Regions from separate parts of the Homo sapiens genome. Here region 2 is linked to region 1. The links are chromatin loops, found by intact Hi-C in ENCODE. Cell type or tissue: tibial artery. All regions are shown on one strand. Each heading gives the region's core, and the rest is flanking DNA. Links, peaks and the distances in the headings are about the cores only. Region 1 overlaps PTPRD (protein tyrosine phosphatase receptor type D). Region 2 overlaps PTPRD (protein tyrosine phosphatase receptor type D).

Region 1 (12,163 bases), core at 3,415-8,414:
CTACATGGAAACTGAACAACCTGTTCCTGAATGACTACTGGGTAAATAATGAAATTAAGGCAGAAATAAATAAGTTATTTAAAACCAATGAGAACAAACATACAATGTACCAGAATCTCTGGGACACAGCTAAAGCAGTGTTTAGAGGGAAATTTATAGCACTAAATGCCCACAGGAGAAAGCAGGAAAGATCTAAAATCAACACCCTAACATCACAATTAAAAGAAGTAGAGAAGCAAGAGCAAACAAATTCAAAAGCTAGCAGAAGAAAAGAAATAACTAAGATCAAAGCAGAACTGAAGGAGATAGAGACATGAAAAACCCTTTAAAAAAATCAGTGAATCCAGGAGCTGTTTTTTTGAAAAGATTAACAAAATAGACCGCTAGCCAGATGAGTAAAGAAGAAAAGAGAGAAGAACCAAATAGATGCAATAAAAAATGATAAAGGGGATATCACCACTGATCCCACAGAAATACAAACTACCATCAGAGAATATTGTAAACACCTCTATGCAAATAAACTAGAAATTCTAGAAAAAATGGATAAATTCCTGAACACATACACCCTCCCAAGGGAACATTTGCTTTTTAAAACAATGTAGTACACAGTTTAGAATCCCACTTCTGGTTAAGTGGGATAGACCCAGAAGAGAGATAGAGCTTTGTGATTAAGTGGGAAGCTCTGGAGTCAGACTGCAGGAGTCACATGCTATCTCTACTGCCTGTAGCTATGTAATCTTGGGAATTACCTAACCCTATTTGTATATTATTTTACCAACCTCAAAAAAGAGGATAATAAGATGATAGGATATCATTTCTAAAGTTGTAAAGGGTCTATTCAAGTAAAGTGCTTCAAACAATATGTGGCACATAGTAGTAGCAAGCGACTTTTATTATAAAATCAGTATTCACATACAGCTTTTTGTCACCTTTTTGAGCACAACCGTTTTAAATTACTTTTCCATGTATTTTGAAGGATTTAAAAATGTCATTCTAGAGTGGCAACATGGTAAATTGGCAGAGAAAAAGTCTTTGGAATCAAAGATATTTGGTCATCTCTTACACCATGTGTAAACTTGGATAAGTTGTATAAACTCTCTAGACATCAGCTTTCTATTTTTAACATGGGAGATGTAAATTGAGAAATGAGTAATATAATGCATTCAGGGATCTAGTACAGTGATAGATGCTCAATAGACAATAACTATGGGTTATGATTTGACTAAATTAGATTAAACCCAGAATTCTACATGATCACATAAAATACCAATAACTGAATTTAGAATGTTCGGGATGTCATTGAACATTTAATATTGTATTGGTAGCTTCATCAAGCATACTGTGCACACTTAAATATTAAACATCAGTAGAAACTAAGGGCACCCTTATTCCAGCAACACATCATCACCAATGTATTAATCTGGTAAACTCATGAACTGGATGAAATCCTAGCTCTCCTTAATCTACCTTTGTCATAACCACAGCATATGGGCTGAATTTTGGTGTGAGAAATCTAATACTCCTTAAAGTACATAAGTGCATACATATTGTGATCCTCTGTGTCCTGATCCCCTCCCTAAAGTGTTTCTGTCAGCTGTCAAGAGCTGCCTGCCAAAGGTTATGTCACCTCCCAGAGGAGATATGAGACCGACAGCTAACTAATTCAGGGACTCAGAGGCCCCAGTCCAATTGTAAACTAGTGCAACCACTATGGAGAACAGTATGAAGGTTCCTCAAACAACTACAAATGCAACTACATATTGTCCAGCAATCCCCCTACTGAGAATCTATCCAAAGCAAAGAAGATCGAAGAGACATCTGCATCTCACATCTACTGCAGCTCTATTCACAATAGCCAAGATATGGAATTAACATATACAAAATGGAATATTATTCAGCCATAAAAATGAATAAAATCCTGTCATGTATGGCAACATAGATGGAACTGAAGGATATTAAGTGAAATAAGCCAGAAACAAAAAGTTAAATGCTGTGTGCTCTCACCCATATGTGGAAGCTAAAAAAAATTTGATCTAATGTAAGTAAACAGTAGAACAGAGGATATTAGAGGCTGGGAAGGGTGGGGGAAAGGAGGAATAAGGAGAGATTTGTTAAAGGATACAAAATTACATCTAGATAGCAAGAATAAGTTATAGTGTTCTGTGGCACTGTAGGATGACCATAGTTAACAGTAATATATAGTTTCAAATAACTAGAAGGAGAATACTGAACATTACCAACACAAATAAATGATAAATATTTGAGATGATGGATATGCTGATTACCCTGATCTGATCACTATACATCATGAGTATTGAAACATGGCTATGCTAATTACCCTGATCTGATCACTCAACATTATGAGTATTGAAATATGCTAATTACCCTGATCTGATCACTATATATTGAGTATTGAAACTATTGTACTTTATAAATATGTACAGTTATTATTTTTCAATTACAAATAAATAAAGTCCCATCCCACTGCCCCAATATTTTGGCACAATTCTGAAGGGCCATCCCAGCTCCAGAGCTCACTGCAGGATCGACTGGGTCCTCTGTTGCAACCATATTGCTGATAGTTTTTGCCTTTGCCATCCATACTTTCCTGCAGCTGTATCTCCTGAGAACACTCCCCAGTAAAAAAAACCTTCTAAACACAACTCCTTTCCCAGAGACTGCTTCTGGAGAACACAATCTAAGGCTTCCCCTAGTTTGAAAGGTTTTATAATAAAAAAGTGGAACATGAGCCAAGTATTTCTTTCTTATCTATCATGGCACAGCAAGCAATGGAAGAATTCAAAGTGGAGCTGTTTTAAGAACTTGGTCAGCCCTTTCGAAGCCACAGCATGCCTCATAACAAACATATGAAAGCACACCCACATTCAACATTAATTATTTACTGCAAAATTCTGGAAAGGAATGTTGTAATTTTGTTTTTGAAATTATTTAACTATGATATAATTAAGGATGGGCCATGATTTTTCAGCAGAACTCAGAAATTCTTGCGAAGTGGAAAAAATATATCCAGCAAACTGTTTTCAAATTCAATAAAACTTTTATGAATACTAAATTTAATAATTAATGACGTTTACATAATGTTATGTCTTGCAGACATTTAATTAAACATTTATTCATTTTGATTTTATGGGTTCTTTTTTGTATTCCAAAGCCAATAAATTTGATTTCAAGGACTCAAATGTTATATGAAGGTCTTAGAATATCTCATAAGCCATTGAAAATGTCAAGGCCCTTGAAAATATCTGTATAGAAATCTAGCATACATTTACAAAATACAAAGCGTAAACTTTTTCCTTTTTCTTATTCACTCTTATTTCTAGGCTATGGTCAGGTAGATAAATGCTCAATGGCTTCAATGTAAATAGATATTTATTTTAGAGCTCATTCAAGTTTGAGAGAAAGGAGAAAATGTACACAGAGGGACTATTTGAATACAAAACTGACTCAGGTTAAGCTGGGGTCATTCCCTTTCACATTTCCAAGGAAATGTTCCATGTGCTTCATCTTTATCTTGTATAGGTAGGCATAGCTGTGTGTTTAACTGTGGACCATCATATGTGACTACTCCTCCCTCCCCCAGTAAAGTGATATTTCACAAGGCTCTCCCAATCAGGGTGCATTAAGCTATAAGTATACACATTTAGTCACAAATCTTTGCATGACACTCTCCGCTATTAGTTTTAGAAAACTGGCTCTTCACATCAATTTTTGTGGATCTCTATAAACATAAAAAAGGAGTAATAGATTCTGGCATGTGTATGTATTTTAATCCAGATGAACCAACCACATCTTATATTGACTTTGTTTAATAATAAAAATCACCAAAGTTAGCAATGGAAAAGACTTACTACATTAGGAAATAGATCCATTAAGCTTATTCAAGATAATAACATTTTCAGTCACCTGAATTCATCCCCATTCTGCTTCTATGAACTATGGAGAAATATACACCCATGGTATTTTTTCATTAATAAAACCATCTTTGAAACATTCAACATAGTGAAGAGACAACCCACAGAATGGAAGAAAATATTTGTAAACTGTACATCACATCTCATGAAGGGTTAAAAACCAGAATATATAAGGAGCTCAACCAACTCTACAGAAAAAAAAAAAAAACTAATAATCTGATTTTAAAATGGGCAAAACGATGTGAATAGACATTTTTCAAAAGAAGACATACAAATGGCAAACAGGTATATGAAAAGGTGCTCAACATCATTGACCATCAGAGAAATGCAAATCAAAACTGCAATAAGATCACCTTATCCCAGTTAAAATGGCTTTTATTCAAAAGACAGGCAACAGCAAATTCTACCAAGGATGTGCAGAAAAGGGAACCCTTGTACACTGTTGGTAGGAATGTAAATTAGTACAATCACTATGGAGAACAGTTTGGAATTTCCTCAAAAAACTAAAAATAGAGCTACCATATGTTCCAGCAATCCCACAGCTAGGTATATAACCAAAAAAAAAAAAAAGGAAATTATCATATTGAAGAGATATCTGCACTTCCATGTTTATTGCAACACTATTCACAATAGCCAAGATTTTGAGGCAACCTAATGTCCATCCTCAGATGAATGGATAAAGAAAATGTACATTCACACAGTGGAGTACTATTCAGCTATGAAAAAGAATGAGATCCTGTCATTTGCAACAACAGAGATGGAACTGAAGGACATTATATTATGTGAAATAATGCAGGCACAGAAAGACGAACATTATATGTTCTCACTTACTTGTGGAAGCTAAAAATGAAAATAATTGAACTCATGGAGATAGCGAGTAGAATGATACTTACCAGAGGCTGGGAGGAGTACTAGACAGGGGAGCAAAGGGGACGGTTAATGGGTACAAAAATAACACTTACACTAATTAAACTAAAGAGCTTCTGCACAGCAAAAGAAACTGCCATCAGAGTGGACAGGCAACCTACAGAACGGGGGAAAATTTTTGCAATCTCCCCGTCTGACAAAGGGCTAATATCCAGAATCTACAAAGAACTTAAACAAATTTACAAGAAAAAATCAAACAACCCCATCAAAAAGTGGATGAAGTCTCGAAGACATTTATGCAGCCAACAGACACATGAAAAAATGCTCATCATCACTGGACATCAGAGAAATTCAAATCAAGACCACAGTGAGATACCATCTCATACCAGTTAGAATGGTGATCACTAAAAAGTCTGGAAACAACAGGTGCTGGAGAGGATGTAGAGAAATAGGAACACTTTTACACTGTTGGTGGGACTATAAACTAGTTCAACCATTGTGGAAGACAGTATGGCGATTTCTCTAGGATCTAGAACTAGACATACCATTTGACCCAGCCATCCCATTACTGGGTATATACCCAAAGGATTATAAATCATGCTGCTATAAAGACACATGCACACGTATGTTTATTGCGGCACTATTCACAATAGCAAAGACTTGGAAAGAAGCCAAATTTCCATCAATGAAAGACTGAATTAAGAAAATGTGGCACATATACATCATGGAATACTATGCAGCCATAAAAAAGGATGAGTTCAGGTCCTTGGTAGGGACATGGATGAAGCTGCAAACCATCATTCTAAGCAAACCATCACAAGGACAGAAAAGCAAACACCGCATGTTCTCACTCACAGGTGGGAATTGAACAATGAGAACACTTGGACACAGAGTGGGGAACATCACACATCAGGGCCTGTTGTGGGGTGGGGGATGGGGGAGGGATAGCATTAGGAGATATATCTAATGTAAATGACGAGTTAATGGTTGCAGCACATCAACATGACACATGTATACATATGTAACAAACCTGCACGTTGTGCACATGTACCCTAGAACTTAAAGTATAATAAAAATAAAAATAAATAATACCGATATCGAATGAATAATATCTAGTATTTGAAAGTACAACGGGGTGATTACAGTCAACAAAAATTTATTATACTTTTAAAAATAACTGAGTATAATGGTATTGTTTGTAACAAAAGGAAAGGATAAATGTTTGAGGTGATGGGATATACCCATTTACCCTGTTGTAATTATTATGCATCATATGCCTGGATCAAAATATCTCATGTACCCTAAAAATATATACACCTACTATGTATGCACAAAAATTAAAAATTAAAAATTTTTAAACACAGATTATCAAAAGCAAAATAATTATAATAATTTCATAGGAAAGTACAATAAGCATTTGACCATTATCTTTTTGTAGGGAATTTTTGTTTTCTTCTCTTTTTGTACAATTATAATTAAAGTTGCAATAAACATTAAACAAATAAAATAAACAAGACCATCTTTGTTCTATATTGTCAGTGATCTGTGATAAGGTACATGATAGGATAATATAGGACTTTTTTTTTTTTGCCCAAAATACCTCCCAAACTAAATTGTAATTTCTTTTCCTCAGAATGAAACCTAAATTTGTTCTAAAACTGATTATTTTACATGTTATATTTTACATATATATGGTAGAAAATATTTGCAAACCGTACATCTCATGAGGGATTAATAATCAGAATATACAAGGAGCTCAAACAACTCTACAGAAAAAAAAAGTAATCATCTGATTTAAAAATGGGCAAAAGCTCTGAATAGACATTTCTCAAAAGAAGACATACAAATGGCAAACAGGCACATGAAAGGTGCTTAACATCACTGATCATCTTTTATATATATAATAAAATATGAGCCAGATTTAAAATATTTACATAGTCTTGGTCTATATTTCACTCCCAAATTCTACCAAATCCATAAAACATAAGGTGGAAAGAAATTACAAGTCTCAATTTTGATCACTTCTCAGAATTCTACAATAATCCCAGTGTCAACCCTGACTGCTAAATGTTGAAAATCTGTTTTAGTGAGTGTTCCACCAAAATTTGCGTATATGTGAATCAATCCTAAAGCATTTTCATTATCAATGATCATTTTTACAAATTGTGTTTTACTTGTTTTATACCCTGTGCTACTCCTTATCTCTTTTCAATTATTCTTCATGTAAACTTCAGTATTTCAGCCATCAGCACATTTATCCCATTGAAGATCAATAAAACTCAGGAAAAAGGAAGCTATATTCAGAAAAGTAACCATCATTTCACTGTCAAAATAAGTGGCTTAATATCCTAAGAGCTATTTAAACTTCTCTCAGCTTTAGTTTTTTCATCTCTAAATAATATTTTTTTGTGGGATTATTTTAAGGATAACAAAACAGCTTCTATTTAATGAAATCTTAGGTGTGTCAGGCACTATGCTACCCACTTGACATCTCACATAATTCCCACTTTTCTGGAAGGTTATACTATAATTAGTCCTTATTTTACAGGTGGGGAAACTGTTGAGACCAATATTACACAGACTAGATGCTTAATTACATTTAGTATATTATATATGGATTATCACATATAATATAAAAATGAGGATTTTTAATGGATTTTGGAGAATTAGAACTGGCATTTAGTTCAGCTGGCATATGTATTAGTCAGGGTTTTTCAGAAAAACAGGCACAATAGGATATACATATATACAGAGATTTATTTTAAGAAATTGATTTACATAATTGTGGGAGCTGACAAGTCCAAAATTAATAGGGCAAGCCGACAGGCTGGAGGTGCAGTTAAGAGTCTTGCATCTGAAGGCTCGAAACTAAGGTAGAATTTCTATGTTGCAGTCTGCAGGTAAAATTTCTTCTTTTTGGGGAAACCTCAGTCTTGGCCTTCAGCAAATTTAATGAGACCCATTCATATTATGGAGGATTGTCTGCTTTACTTAACTGGTGGTAAATGTTAATCGCAACTGAAAAATAGTCTTAGAGTAACATCTACACAAGTGTTTGACCAAACAACTGAGTACCATGATCTAGCCATATTGACACATAAAATTATTCATAACCAAATATTTGATTTTTTAAAAAAAGAAGTCCCATATTGTCCTATTTGCATACCATCTCAGATATATTATTGAAAGCCAGATCATCTGATTCGAGAGTCCACAAGCTTATGACTCTGATAATCACTAGAAAACATGTAACAATGCCTTGCACAGTGCTTGTACAAAATGAACAGTAAATAAATCTTCGTTGAATCTGAGTTCAAGTTAGATTCTGGGTGGTTTCCAAGAGGAACCTCAACCATGTTATTACTAATTAGTGTTTCCCTCAACATTCTCTCGTCTTTCTTTACCCCTTTTTATTTCTCCACTGATTTCTTCCATTGGTTTCACCATTATATTATTGAAAAGCTGTCCTTTAAGTTTTATTCTGAACTTCCATGTTTGAGATCCTCAAATCGAAAATCTCTCTCAAATATGCTGTCAGTAGAGATCTGTTCAAGATGGCACGTAATTTTTTATATGCCTTCATACTTGTCTTATATCCTGTTTTCCATGAAATGCTCATTCAGTTTTCTAGATTAATCTATGTGTGAAATCAATATGGACAAAAAGGAATATACACAAGGCAAAATGTGACTCCATGTAACATTCTAACATAGTGTTTAAAAGTGTGGGCTAAATAACTTAAGATCACTTCACTTTCGTCAAGTCCCTGCTACGTAAGATTTCCCATGTGCAAAATGACGATTATCATAGTAATACAAATCACAGGACTCTAATGAAGACTCAGTGACATGATAGATACTGACTATGTAGAATAGTATGTGGCAAATAAGAGGTGCTCTGTAGATGAAGAAATATTTTTATAAAAGTATAATTAGTGGGGTATAAAAAGACAGCTTGTACATTTCTAGTTCACTCCTTCATAAAAGCATCTTAATCTTGAAAGATAGTAAGCAGCCTGAACGAAGTAGCAGAGGATGCCATCTGCTCTACCCAGTGGTTTTTAAAACAACTTCTTACAACATTGGCTTCCAAATGACATTGTGTATAGTCTGGTAGCAATCTGTGACAATGCTCTGTTTATTCTGGTCAATGGCAAAATGGGAATATTAAGGAGTGTGTGTGTGTGTGTGTGTGTGTGTGTGTGTGTGTGTGTGTAAGTTGCCAGCTCTTTGTTCGTGAGAAAGACTCTTTTCTTTCTGAGATTCTAACCCTACTAAGCTTTTTGGTATTATATTTTGGTTTTTAATGATAAAATAATTATATAGTAGCTGGTGTTTTTAAAATGTTGTTATGCAGTTAATTTAAAGTTTGGTAACACTATGTCTGTGGCCAAAACATTTTTTAAAATTATCCTGCTTTGCAAAATCAAACATCTGCAAATCACTGCCTGAGGAAACAATCACTTCTTCGGTCTGGCAGGAGCTCTGATATGACTGTGCAGTGATGAGGAAGGGGTGTGATGTGTGAAGCAAGACTGCAAAACAGCAGACCATTTCTATGTGTTATACACAAACAGGTTAAAAGCATATTTTACTCTCAAGTATGACGGGGAAATACTCCACTTACAAAGCGCTTTACTTTTCTATATTAGAGTAACAAATTACCACAAAATTAGCAGCTTAAAATAACACACACTTGTTTTCTCCCAGTTTTTATGAATCAAGAGCCCAGTTATAGCTTATCTGGGCCCTCTCTTTGAGATCTTACATGGTCATGTATTATCAGCCGGGTTGCATTTTCATCTGTAGGTTTGATTGGGGAAAATTTTTCTTCTAGTTTCATTCAAGTTGTTGTCAGAATTAATATTGCTTTGGTCTGTGTGGATGAAAGCCCCCACCCTTTGCTGATTGGAGGCTAGAGGCTGACCTCAGGGACCAGAGGCCATCCATAGTTCCCAGGGGCTACTCACAGTTCCCTGCAACTTAGGCTTCCTCAACCTGACTGCTTGCATCACCAAGCCAGCAAGAAGACTCTCTCCTATGTAAAATCTCTAACTTCAGAGAAGGCCTAGTTCTTTTTGTAAGGGCTTTTACCTGATTCAGTCAGGCCCACCCAGGATAATTTCCCTCTTGACTAACTCAAAATCAACCTATTTGGCATCTAAATTGCATATCTGCAATAGCCCTTCACCTTTGCCATATTTACTAATGAGAAGTTGTGTGCCTTGTCCAAACTCAAGGGGAGAGCATTGATTACACAGGGAATGAATATAAAAGTTCAGGGTAGAGGCGAAAGGGTCATGCAAGCCACTCCAAGTTTTACGTGCCACAGAAAGAATTAAATGTGTTTTACTGGGTATTTAAAGGTAGCACTGGCAACATAGGGAGACCCTGTCTCTACAAAAAAATTAAAAGATTAGCTGGGTATGGTGGTGCATGCCTGTGGTCCCAATCACTCAGCAGGCAGAGGTGGGAGGATCACTTGGGCCCAGAAATTCGAGGCTGCAGTGAGCTGGGGGAGGCACTGCACTACAGCCTGCACTCCAGCCCTGGAGGCAGAGTGAGATCCTGTCTCAATAATAATCATAATAAAGGTAGTGCTAGTGGGGACACTAGCAGTAGCAACTAAGGTACTCTGGATTCTAGCCTTGACTGCCACTTATTAGTTACTTAAACTAGACACACTGCTTAGCACATTGAGTGTTTTACTTATAAAGTGTGATAAATGTAAATCCTGAACTAAAAAATTATTAAGATTTCCATACAATGCCAAAGTGCAGTGATTATAGGATCTTCAAATGAGGCTTCAGTACATAAGAACAGGTAGTGTGTTCTTATGGCTGAATACAAAGATTAAGTTAAAAGTGCTTATTGCTTTTATTTTAAAATAATTTAAAAGACTGTAACTAATCAAGAAAAACTGTATAGAGCCTTATGGGTTTTGTCCCCTTTTTTCAAATGGGCAAAATGTGAAGGAATGTGCCCTTGATTTTCAACTTCAGGCATATTATTCTCTTCAAAATTTGGATAAAGTTGAATGGGTCAACTTAAAGTCTTTGAATCATTTGGATCGATGTTGCTACCTATGCTCAAAGAAAAATGAGAATGGGAACATATATTAATTTATTATAACTGTTTTTCTATATTTCTATAATGGAATGAAAGGAAAATAGCATATTTCTTGTAGAATTACAAGACGCCTTATGTAAAACTGGCTTTGTGAAAATCACATTGATTTACTCCTTGACAAGTTGGCGTCTTTGAATTGCATAAATTCCTTCTCCAACCTCTGTGTAAGTCTAGAGAATCAAGTGACACCAAGACAGAATCTAGCTAATTTAAGTCAATATTTCCTTGTGAATAAATAAAATGCTAAGAGTTATGAAGCTCAGCTGTTCTCCTAAGCTCTGCTGACACTTGAAATACATGACTGATTCCTCAAGGACTTTGTCCATAGAGGAAACAACTAGGGAAATATTTTCCAGTGAAGTGTTGATTTACTTTAAACTCTGTTCTCTCACAGACACCTAGGAGAAAGCCTTTTTTTCTTTTAATTTTATAGGTTCTTTTTCTCCACTGGTGAAATAATAAGCAATAGATGATCCTCAAGCTAACATTACACAATAGCTAGATGATTCAATCTGGCACTGCTTTAGTGAACTCATTTTTATACTGCTCCTCTTCCAGTGCTGCTAGGATTGGTTTTGTATAATACCTGAGGTTTCCATATTAAATTAAGAGGTATACATGTTTCCTTCATCTTTACATTCTAACACTGCCTTCATAAACTCAATTCACAATGGTTAAGTTTAGAAGGTGCTGAGTCAGGCACGACACTGGTCACTACAAGAAACTAAATAATTGGCATTTAATAAAAGAGTTTATAACTTTGCTGGCTTGAAGGCCTCAATACAAGGCTGGAGCCAGCAATCTAAGGTTGTTACTGAACAGTTAAGGTAGCATCATGATAACTCTTCTTGCTTTGAGTCTGTGCTCACTACATTCTGTCAGTAATGCTTTAAGTTTACAGTCCTTTCACTTTAATCCCATTTCTTAAAATTAACCACTTTTCTCTCTTCCCAAACCAGCTCATTCTAGTCACAAAGACGTTTAAGTCATGAATGTATGAAAGCCAGTTTTTTGTGTGTGAATACTACTGTGGCTAATTTTATTTTCTTCTTTATACTTTTTTTGTATTTACTGCTCTTTTAATAAGCATTGACTTATAAATAAAGATACTTTTTCGATTTTGGAAAAATTAATTTGGGGCTATTTTCATTTAGCAATGGTATTTAAATGTCTTAATATGTCACTAAATTAGTTCTTGTCTTGGGAATTTAAAGTTCCACCTTGAGAAACCTTTAA
Region 2 (12,163 bases), core at 3,564-8,563, 390 kb after region 1:
CCTCCCAAAGTGCTGGGACTGCAGACACAAGCCTCCGCACCCGGCCAAATCTAAATATTTTAAAGAAGAAAATTATGTAAAGTCATATATGTGAAAAAATATCCTACCTTTGTGACTTTGTTGCAGAAGGAGTTAGAATTGTTAGGAGAGGAATTTTTTTAATTTTTCTTTTTTTTTTTTTTTTAAGATGGAGTCTCGCTGTAACTCCTAGGCTGAAGTGTAGTGGTACAATCTTGGCTTACTGCAACCTCCCCCTCCTGGGCTTAAGCAATTCTCCTGCCTCAGCATCCTGAGTAGCTGGGACTACAGGCACATGCCACTGTGCCCAGCTAATTTTTTATTTTTAGTAGAGATGGGAGTTTCATCATGTTGGCTAGGCTGGTCTTGAACTCCTAACCTCAGTTGATCCACAAGCCTTTGCCTTCCAAAGTGCTGGGATTACAGGCATGAACCACTGTGCCTGGCCCAAATTTTAAATATTCTATCCAAATAAGTATTCCCTCTTCACTCAAAGTGTAGAAAAACAGTAATATTCTAAAGAAGAGATGAACCAAATAGGATATTACATCCTGTGTGATATGGTTTGGCTGTGTCCCCACCCAAATCTCATCTTGAATTGTACTCCTATAATTCCCATGTGTGAGGGAGGGACCCAATGGGAGATAATTTGAATCATGGGGGTGGTTTCCCCATACTATTCTCATGGTAGTGAATACGTATTACGAGATCTGACGGTATTATCAGGGATTCCCACTTTTGCCTCTTCCTTATTTTCTTTTACCGCCACCATGTAAGAAGTGCATTTCACCTCCTACCATGATTCTGAGGCCTTCCCAGCCATGTGGAATTATAAGTCCAGTTAAACCTCTTTTTCTTCCCAGTCTTGGGTGTGTCTTCATCAGCAGTGTAAAAACACTACTACACTGTGGTGCCACAGATTAACCCAGTAAGTCTTCAGGTAGCAAGAAATGAACTAATTAGTACAGAGGGAAAATATTCCCTTCTCTGTAGTCATATACTCTTACTCTGATTTTGTTTTCATCTTTCTATCCACACAGTTTATTTTTTATTTTTATTTTTTAATAATGATATTGGTATCAATTAGAGGTGGAATCATATTGCTGTATTTTAACAAGAAAGTTTTTTTGTAAGGATGATTCTCAGAGTCACTTTAGTGATTGCCCAGCCTGATTTAGACATCTCCATTTCTCAGGAGGAGTGAAATTAAAAACATTAATGAATCCATCCTGCTTCTAATCCATAATTTTGAAGAGCCTCTTTTTTGCCCCTGTATTAGTTTCTCATGCCCTGATTTATAAAATTTAGAACATTCTTCAAATGCATTCATGTGTGTTGATGGTACTAATGATATGAATACAGGCATAGATGTTTAGAGTGATAAAGTCATAGGCCTGCAAGGGACTTTAGAGATTATTTGGATAAAACCATTCGTTTTTCATGGATGAGAAAATTGAGACTGAATGTAGTTTGATGTATATTTTTTGGTAAATCTCCTATAACCTCATTTGACTATGGATGGATAGCTTGGTGTTCTACAAAAAGAATGTATCCATTGCAAGGGTTATTATGGCCTGTGTGTTATGAATAAGAAACCTGAAGAATACGTGTTTACTAAATGTTTTTCTTCTTACATAACTTTCTTTTTTTATAACTTATTGCTATCCAGATACCATCTTATATATATTTTTTTCTTTTTTTTTTTTTTTGAGACAGAGTCTCGCTCTATCGCCCAGGCTGGAGCGCAGTGGTGCGATCTCGGCTCACTGCAAGCTCTGCCTCCTGGGTTCATGCCATTCTCCTCCCTCAGCCTCCTGAGTAGCTGGGACTACAGGCGCCCACCACCACGCCCGGCTAATTTTGGTATTTTTAGTAGAGACGGGGTTTCACCATGTTAGCTAGGATAGTCTCGATCTCCTGAACTTGTGATCCGCCCGCCTTGGCCTCCCAAAGCGCTGGGATTACAGGCGTCAGCCACCACGCCTGGCTATATTTTTCCTTTTTGAACCACATCTGGATAACTCAGTGTATTCATCATTTGATCTTATGTACTGAAAGAATAATGGGATAAGGGAAATGAGAAGGATAAGAAGGAAAAATAAAAATACATCTGTCCCTTATGAAAACGATACATTTATTCAGCATTGTAAATTACTGATCACTCGCCAAGTAAGTGGACTAGGATGACTATTTATGCAAATAAAAATTGTTTTAAGCCACATAACTCTCATATTGTCATTATATAGCGAACTTTTTATTGTAATAAAGAATAATTTTGTAGGCATTCAGAATTTCAAAAAACTGTAAAAGTGATATAACTCAATTGTTTATTTTTCTGATTATTTGGGACATTATACATATAGATTATCAAAGACAAAGATTTGAACCAAGGCCTCTCAATTTTAAATCAAATAACCTCATCATCTCCAAATGTAGACACTGATGTACGTAAAGTTCTCAGGGAATATGAGTAGTATATAAAATGTGAAACTTACTCTGAGAAAAGGAGACTAGTTGAGAAAAAAAAAAAAACTCTTATTTTACCTAAGGACCTCTTATTTTGTTTACTTCAGAATTTAATATTTGCCTTTTTTCCATTCCACATATTTGCTTTGGATAGCAATATTGTACCCCAAAATGTCAGTTTTCTTGCTTGACATTAAAAAATTAGATCAAGGCTAACAGAGCCCACACTTCCATCCGACCTTGGCTGTAACTTCAGTCACAGTACACATTGTTGTTTGTTGATGTTGGCACCTTAGGAGGAGCATATCAAGTGCAAGAAGCCTCACAGACCATGTGGTTCACATCACATACCTGGAACATACGGTTTGTGTTGTCCTTACCAAACTTTATTTAAAAGGCATTCATATTGGTTTTCCTTTGAAAATGCCATAGTTTTATTTCTGAATCTGTTAGAAGAGTTTTTTCATTCCTCATAAATTTCTGGCAGAGTTTTGAGAGAAGCCATCACAAATTTTAACATAGAAAAATTGGGAGATCTTGAAAGAAAGCGCTTTGAAACCAAATGTAGGATAAGCTTGTTTTTTTTTCTGATTTCTGCCATGTATTCCAGAGATTCTCTTAAACCTGTAAAATCTAAGGACTGAATTTGATTTAGCAAACAATATATGTGGAATATTTTTTAGGAGAGTCTAGTGTTTGCTGCATTCAGAATGTATCCAGCATTTTCTTGGCTCTTTGGAATGGTATGAAAGGTCTCCCAGGATAATTTTAATTGATTTTTCTTTCAATCATGAGAGTGAAAAGCAATGTTACACAGGCTCTTCTCCCCCGGGGGAAATACCATATCTTACACATTAGCTTCATAGAGAAGTTAAAGTGTTTTAAAAGTTTGGTCTGGTTGATCTACTTTTGTTTGGTTCTCTTACTTGAGAGAATATAAAATTAAACTTCTGATAGCTAGCTTTCAACTTTTAACCCATGCCTTAGAGAGTTAGCTTTAAATGCGTCAAAACTTATTTTGGCTTCCTTTTTATTATGTAGTTTCAGTGACTCATGGATAATATTTTACCATTTCCTCATTTTGGTATTTGGTAACCTTCTACTTGGATGGTGGCTTGGTAGAGCCAAGTTTCTGGACCTCTTAGTCAAAATAACTCTGGTTCCGATCCTAGCTTTGCCAGTTGCAACTATGTGAACATGGACACATTTTTGGCTTGTTTGACCCCCCTTCACTTATTTCTAAAATGGAGCTATTACCTACTTTATGAAATTGTTGTGACAATGTATATTATTATATCTGAAATGTAGGAGGTGTTCATTAACCTATTTGGATCACTTCTGGTGAGAATTAGAACATGTGTTAATTCTTCGTGACATGGCTCTGTGTTGTGGACCTAAACATGGAGAATTTTCACTCTGTGCCTACATTCACAAATGCAACATGTGGGTTTGTATATACATATGTTGTACATGAACTCAGATTCCAAGTTAGCTGTGTTCAAATCTGAATTCTCCCCTGCATAACTTTATACTTGGCCAATTTTGCCTCCAAATTAATTGGTCACTGAATATTTTAAGTTTTTAATATGAAAACAACATGATGTCTTAAAGGTGGCAGTGAAGCAGACAAACTTTATTTTTTACTAAAGATGAAATTGAGTCATATTGTACGCTGTGCACTGAACTTGATAAAGAAGTTCAAGGGTTATAGATGTTTTGATAGTTTCTGCTTGCTTTCAGAGGACTGTTGACTCCCTTAGGAGAGTCCCTTAGCATTCAGATGAGAACACTTGTCTTTGAACATCTCCCCAAGAGCCAGACTGGACAGATGTTTCTCAAAATGAGCCGCTGAAAGCAGCTGAAACTAGAATTTCAAAGAAAACTGTCCAATCTGGCTTGAGTCTTTTATTTTTAAAGACATAATAAAGAGGAGCCTAGTGCTCGTTTGGCATTTTATTTTTATTTATTTATTTTTAACAAAAAGCACTGTATGTAAAGGTACTGCTTTGGGAAAGATTTCAGTCGGAAAATGAAAATGTGATTAGATTTGGTTTATTAATATCGGCCTGTACCTCTTCTGTGGCTGTGCTGTTGCTTGACATTCTTGAACACCTTTGATTCTGTATATTTCTCTATGGTGTTAGTTTGGTACACTATTTATTCAAGTCCACTGTTCAGTCAGTTTTAAAACAGGCCATTTATGGTAAAAAATCAGCCCAACCAGTTGATGGACATTATATAAAACCAAAGTATTGGCTGGTTTCCAACTGTTCCTGATGTGTTTGTTGCCTTGATATAGTTACATCACACCCAGTCTGTTTTACATGCAGCGTTTGCCCACAGGAGTTCTTCTGAAACTCCAACAAAATGGAAACATTGTGGCTGTGTATATTTTAAGCTCTCGTCTGTTGGTTTTGTTCCTGGAACCTTCAAAAATGATTTTTTTTTCCCCAAAATTCTGACAGTATTTGTAAAGAAAGAGTATTGCTCCATTGGGCCTTGCTTTGTCTCTACTCTCACGCCAAATATAATGTACCTTTTTTTTTTTTCTGCTTTCTACATTTATGCACTTCTTTGTAGAGGCCTTTTTGTTTCCTTTGAAAGATGGTTCCTTTCATCTTTTGCCTTTGTTTTCATTCACTGCCAAAGAAAAGCTTTCTCCTAAAGGCTCCAGAATATAAGGATGTCTTTTTATGAGCTCTGTCCATTGGAATAACAATGTAATGCTGTTGCCCTTGAAAAATATCAGGACAGAAGGGCATCTTGACATCCAGCCCCGGATGCAAACACAGCCCATCCCCAGAAGAGCATCTTTACAGGTGCAGAAATTCACTCAAAGCAATTTACTCGGACTGGGGAAAGCTGATCACTGTTTTTTCTCTCTCTAGGATTGTGAAGTTTGTGAATATTGTTTGAGCACATGCATATTAATCATATGCCCACAGAGAGCAGTAAAATCCTTTGAATGAAAATATTCATTGGGAAGTAAATGAATATAATTATAATTCGTAGAAGCACTTTTGTCAAAGTGCAATCTGTAACCCTTAAAATCAAAACACAGCAGGCACCCTTAATATTGTTCTAAATAGGTGTCTTCTTGTAAATAGTTTCCTGTTAATCAATCTTAACATAGCTCCCTCATTCTTTTATTATTTTTCAACATATATAGAAATTACTATAATTTGTGTATTAGTCTGTAAATGATAGGATTCAGTGTAGGTTAGTTGGAAAGGAAGAAATGAGTGAGGCTAGTTTTACTGAGCCCAGTACTATAACTGAGACCTTAGTCACATGATTTCCTCTGCAGTGTGAACTTGTAGGGGAAAGAAAGAGGGATATCATTGAAGGAAAGAGGAGTATCATGGGGTTTGCAGTCAGAGGGACTTGGGTTCCAATCTTGGTTCACTTGTCAGCTGTGTGACATTGAGCACCTTATTAGCTTCTCCCAGCCCAGTATTGCTCATTTGTAAAATAGAGATGGCTTACAAAATCATTGTGAGGAGAAGTGATGATATACAAAATATAGTTCTTGGGACATAATACTTGTTTTTATTTTGCAGAGAATTGGGTTTGCTGGCAATCACATTGGGAGTGTTTCAGCTTCTGTATGTGTATAATACATGACACAAAACGTTGGTAGCTTATAAAAAGACATCTGTTACTATCACAGATTTCTATAGGTTAGTAATTCAGATAGGGCGCAGCAGAGATGACTTTTCGCTGCTCCACCATATCTTAGCTGCAATGAGAAGACTCTAAGGAGGGGTGGGTAGCTGGAGTCTTCTGACCTTACCTACTCACAAGCCCACTGGTTGATGTTGGGACCTCTTGAACATTCGCTGCTGGTACAGTTAGGACTCCTCAGACACCTCCCTTTCTGTCTGTATTTGGTCTCCTGATGAGTTCTCTCTAGCATGGCAGCTTCGGAGTAGTTGGAACCCTTACGTCTTAGCCCAGGACTCCTGGTTCTGGTCGGGGAAGAAAAGGGAAGAAGGCAGAATGAAGACTGCCAGAAGGAGAGTCGGCAGAAGCCGTGTCTCCTTGCGACTTAGCTGGGAACTCACATAGCATCACTTCCAGCATACTCTATGGCCAGTGCTGTCACAACCCTGTGCCCAGATTCAAATGGAGGGAATAGACTCCCCACTGCTAGTGGAAGGAGACCTTATGGCGTGAGATATGTGCATCTTTGGAAAATATGACCTGCCATAGGACTGGCAAGAAGGACTTTTAAATTTTATTTCTTCCTCCTTTTCCTTGATGACATATAGAGGAGGTGGGTTCTGAGAGTCAGGTTGGAGCTGAATTGGAGGCTTATTAAAACCAGCCTGAAAAAAGTGAACTGTTTGCAAACAACTGATGTCCTCTGTAATTTCCTTTTCTCTCTCTCTCACTTATGTATACACTTTTTTTTTTTTTTTTGAGAAAGGAGTGTCTCCATGAAAGAGAGAGGCTTATCCAAGTTATGAATTAACATTTTTCAAAGAAGCTTAACTTTTAGGGTCTTATATTCTCCCTATGTTTTCATAAATTTTGCTTTCAAACCTGACAGTCAAATCATGAATGCAAAGTCAGATTTGAAGAGAATTCCTTCAGAGAGACACCACAGCACATGCAGAAAATACAGCTTTGTGTGTGGCACTCAAAAGTGGTATGCCTTCTTAAGCCAGATCCACCTTTTCTTCCAAGCCTGCTGCTCTTTTTTTATATTCCTCTTACAAAAGTTAAGATGTGGAAAATCATGTGGACCTATTAAGGCAGTGATTAAGGTAACTGTTGGAGTTATTGTTAAAACTCATCTCTCTAGAACCCAGGTTTAAAAGCCTTTAGACACTTTTTTTGGGAAACCTGCAAGTCATAGTCTTGAATGCTTGAAACAAATACTGAAAACAAAATAGCAACAGCAGAAACTCGCTTACAAAAAAATAAACAACAACTCAGAAAGGAACAGCAAAAACCTATGATAGGCCTACATTAGAAGAGCTAAAATAGTGAATATCTGTTTTATACACTTAACTGAGTGGGAAGAAAACATGTAATTAGTATTACTAAATCTTTGATATTTAATGAAAATATACTCAGACCTCCCCCATTTCAGCCTCCTTAATTTTCCTTAAATGTGATGTTCTGTTCAATGTTTTAAGAAAGAGCTTTGTACATCACCTGCTACACTAGGATAACATTTTGGCTTAACTGCTAACAACAAATTGCCATAGGCATAAATTAAGGGAAAAAAGGGTGTTAATTATTTTTAAATGTTTTTTATAATTTCATATAGTTTTCTTTTTAATTGCAAAAATGTATATGTTGTGTACCACAGGGGTTTTTAATTTATTTCTTATTGACATAGTACATATTTTGGGGGTACGTGTGATATTGGTGTAATTTGGATATGTATCCCCCCAAACATTTATGTTTTCTTTGAAAGGTGTTAATTATTTAAAGCCCAAGTTCAGGCTTCCTCCCTGGGAACTCCTGTTGTTAGTTTTTGTTTGTCATGCTAAGAATGGGTATATCCCGGTAGGAGTCGAAGTCTCATTGAAGAGGTTTAATAAATAAATTTACATTCTTATTTAGACTTCTCTCGTGCAAAAACACTATTTGTTGTTTACCTAATGCATAATGCATTTTTATTATGTTTTGATGAGTCACATACATTCTGCACATTGTGTGGTTAGCTTGTACTGAATGACAAAGGTGTCTATATCGCTATTTTGCTGTCTCATTGAATTTTTTACGTACATATGTTCATAAATGTGGGCTATGAAGTGATTTTTCATATTTAAGGGTTTAAAAAAAATCCTTGCATGTTTTGTGGGAAATGTTTGTAGAACTTTTTGGAGATTTCCATTGTCTTCTCCTACCGTAGTCGGTTGTTCAGCACCTTTTAGAGCTGAAGTAATGTACTGGTTTCCAAGAATGTAATAATGAAAACAGTAGATATTATGTATTTTAAGTGGGGAAGGGCAATCACTGAATTCTTATTGCTGTAGTTGCTTTTTATATTAAGTAGTTTGCTAGAAACAATAATGACAGTGGAGAAATGAATTTATATTCAAGGATGGGAATTTTCAGGTCATCTTTAAAAGAATGTTTGCAGTGGGGTATCTCTACAAAAGCAACTTGTCTATATGACGCATGCACATCGTTCAGGGCTGGCGGCTTTGCACCACCACTTTCTTCTGCTGCTAACCTGATCTTGGTTGGAGAAGCTTCTCCTAAGCAGTCTAGATACGTGTGTGTATGGAGATGGGGAGGAGGTACAGATTGAGGGACAAAAGCTTTTAAAGACATGGTGCTTCTCTCAGTGGAAAAAGAGAAGGCTGGGAATAACAGAATTATCTCAAGTTCTAGCAGCTTCTTGGTTAAACTGTTGCTTCAAACTAGCCTGTTCCAAAATATGTAAAACTGTAACCCACTGCATCTATGCCCTCTCTTTTTCTTTCTTTTTTTTTCTTCGCTAGCTATAGTTCTCTCAGTTTCTTATTTGCATTAGTAAGCATGTTCTTTAAGAAACAAACATGTAAATAAAATGTGTTTGCTTTGGTTATACGGACTTTACCATTAACTAAAAACTGATTTCTAACATCTAAAAGAGTTCATCTACACTGAGTGTCTGCGTCTATGGATGATTGATCAGGGAAGCTGTGGATGTGTTGGCATGAGGCGTGATTGGGAATGACGTAACCTTGGTAGAGGGCCACAGGCAGAATGTGGAGGACACTTGAGGGCACTAACAAAGTCAGGAGATAGGTGAAGGAAGGGAGAGGAGGAATACCAAAAAGTGACTGTTTCAAATTTTTGAACCTAGGAAATATAGGAAAATGTGTTCTTTCTCCTCTTCCCTTTCCTATCCTCCATTGTGTTGCTGCTGCTTTCACAGCATATCTTCTTCCAGGGCCCTGAAACTCAAATCAGTCCCGTGAGGCCAATCATTCGACTACATGTTGGATTTGTAAGCCTGCCATGGGCTAGTCTGGGACATTGTTTCCAGTGGAAAATTAGTTCTGAATGTCAAACAATGTATTTGCCAACAGATGCATATCATAATTTGTTCTGGTAATGGAAAGACATAGATATAGAAGTATAGGCATATTTGTATGTATTTATGTGTGTATGTGTGTTTATGTATTTATATAGTATCTGTATTTTGCTAGGTAGTATAATTGTAGCTGTGTGTGTATATTTAATATCATATATAGTATATAGATGTACGTACATTATGTTTGTGTGTATATATACTCAATGTAGAGATAGGTATAAATATAAAATTGCTATTGAATTTACTAGGTTCTGAAATGATACAGGCTTTGAATCTCATGATTGCACATATATGGAAAGGTGGGCAGTCACTTATGATGTCAGAAAGAGATTCAACACGAGAGAAGACACACCAGTAGCTGAGTGAGAAAACATATCCTGGGAGTGGTAGCCCTTTATTCTTGGAAGAGATGTAATTAAAGCTGTAGGCAATTATGTTTCCTAAGGTGTATTTTAATTAGCTTTCAAGGAGGAACAGGTGGTATCATTGAAAACTGTGGGTTCTTTTCAACATTGGTTTTCCAGTGTTAGCGCTTTTGCTTCTTACATACGGCTTTTAGATAAATTTTTCTTTTCAATTTCATTCTTTCCTTTATTTCTCTTGATTAATTAAATAGATTTTAAATAGATAATATAAATTATTCAAAATGATATATGTGTAATTATGCAGTAGAAACAAAAGAATCATAGTATCTAATATATAAAATATGATTTATAAGAAATGTTTCAATATTACATTTAATCTCCTTGTTACTGTACTGGATTACATTAAGGATTTTAATGAGATTAATTTGCTTTCTGGCCAATTGATCTTTTCTCTAGTAGACATGCAGTGTGAAATATAAGATATTGGTAATTAGAATTAGTACATTTGTGCATTTGAGAAATTTTTGTTAAATTGAAAGCTTTGTAAGGCACAAATGCCATATTTGCTCAACAGTCATAAGCTATCCAAAGAAGTAGTTGTAATGACTAGTGGAAGAAGAGCTCAGCAGGCAGGAACACAGAGGGAATGGAGAACAAAGCTTTCTTTGGCAGTGGTCTCAGTCATGGCAAATGTCTCTTGGGAGAAAACATCACATCACTATTCATTCTTTCACCTCTGAATCTCAGTATCTGTTGTAAATATTTATATTCTAAACCACATGTGTTTTTCCTGCAACATAATTGGTGAATCTTTTAAAAGATAATTTAGCAATTTGAAAGCAACATTGCCTCAGGAGTTGAAGGCGTTCTATGCTGTCTGACAGTGCATCCTGTGTAAAATTGTAGTTTCATAGATACCCGCAAGTGGTGAAAGGAAACTTTTGCTGACATCATTCTCTGAGAGAGCAAAGATAATCACAGTGAATATGAAGTGATGACCATCAAGGATCACACATTTTTCTCATAACTGTGGGAAAGTTTAGGAATTTTGAAGCAGTTTTAGAAATAGGAATTTGGAGAACAGTTATTTAAATATCTGAATTTCCAGATCAGAAATCGTATCAAGAGGATGTGATTTGCTGAAATTGCATGATAATGAACAAACTGCTTTGAAGTTGTGGGATGATGCTAGATGAGAATGCATCATTTTAGGATTCCAGAAATTCAGTAGGAAGCGACTAGTTTCTGCCTCTAAAGATGGAATCCTTTTTATAGGCTGTTGAGGCTAATGGTTGCTATTCCTGTACTACCACCTTCCATTTCTTATCGGTTTCCATCCCAACCCTCTATGTACTTCGAACAGGGTCATCTGTTTAACTCAGAAATTCCTGAGATTGTTTTTCTGATTTGCATTGTGACATGAACTGCTCTCGATATTATTGGCACAGTATTATTAATGCATATTTGCATGAAACATTTTATTCTTTACCAAAGCATTTTATTTTAGGTTGTTTAAATCACCCTTTCTACTACTGGACCCTACTTTTAATCCAGAGAATAGGTTCCAAACCATGCCATCAATTTTATGTTATTAGACTGGATATAAATGTGTTCTGTGTTTTTATGTATCTGTGGCCAAAAATATGTCATTTTATACATAAGGGAGTTTGTTCTATCAAACCATTGCAAAACACAGTGCCTTTCAGAAACATTTATACTACAAAGGTTTTGGGGAATTGGAGTTGATAATTATCCTCCTCTTCGCTTTTGGAATCTTATCCTATAGAAAGCAAATATGGGCCAAAATACTGTATTTCCTTTATTATTGAGAAGTATTGATTGTTGACTTTGGCAGGACTGTCTTTTGCCCTCGTTAAACTTGAATTCTGGAATGCCCTGAAAGTGAAGGGGGCTGGGGGAGAGAAGACTGAATCAAGAAGAGACAAGAGAGTATAGATTCTCTCATCTCCTTAGATTATGACAAAGTTTTTTTAAAACTTCTATTAAAAGAGCAAACCATGTAACAGAAGGAACATAAGTGTGATGTGGTAGATGTTAACTTTTGGAAAACCGTGGTTTTGAAAAGGTCAAATAGTTGACATTAACTTGACTCAGAACATTTAATCTAGGACTCCCGGGGTCGTAAGGACAGTGAGGGTGGTGTGGAGCCTCGTGTGAAATGATGTCTGAATTGGATTTGACCTTGTTCACTCCTCCTTCCCTGTGCGCTCTAACAAGGAAGCAGTTTTCTGGATGTTTAATGCGTTCAAAA

Evidence for each region. A loop is a pair of places that touch in the nucleus more often than their neighbours do. Peaks named below come from ENCODE experiments on the same cell type or tissue, not always from the same donor. Only the 100,000 strongest peaks of a DNase experiment are listed, where the experiment ranks them.
Region 2: it touches region 1 in a loop (6-fold over the local background); 1 of 110 quality-filtered maps calls a loop at or near these places.

What each region holds. Positions count from the first base shown.
Region 1 is chr9:9,069,132-9,081,294 of GRCh38, reverse strand. All of the region lies in intron 10 of PTPRD (protein tyrosine phosphatase receptor type D), which reads left to right. Among named protein-coding and RNA genes, the nearest start is that of PTPRD-AS1, 220 kb to the right of the region's middle. In tibial artery, for the core only: no CTCF peak of the experiment used is centred there; no DNase peak of the experiment used is centred there.
Region 2 is chr9:8,678,129-8,690,291 of GRCh38, reverse strand. The region is part of intron 12 of PTPRD (protein tyrosine phosphatase receptor type D); the gene reads left to right. Among named protein-coding and RNA genes, the nearest start is that of PTPRD-AS1, 170 kb to the left of the region's middle. In tibial artery, for the core only: no CTCF peak of the experiment used is centred there; a DNase peak (open chromatin) is centred at 6,471.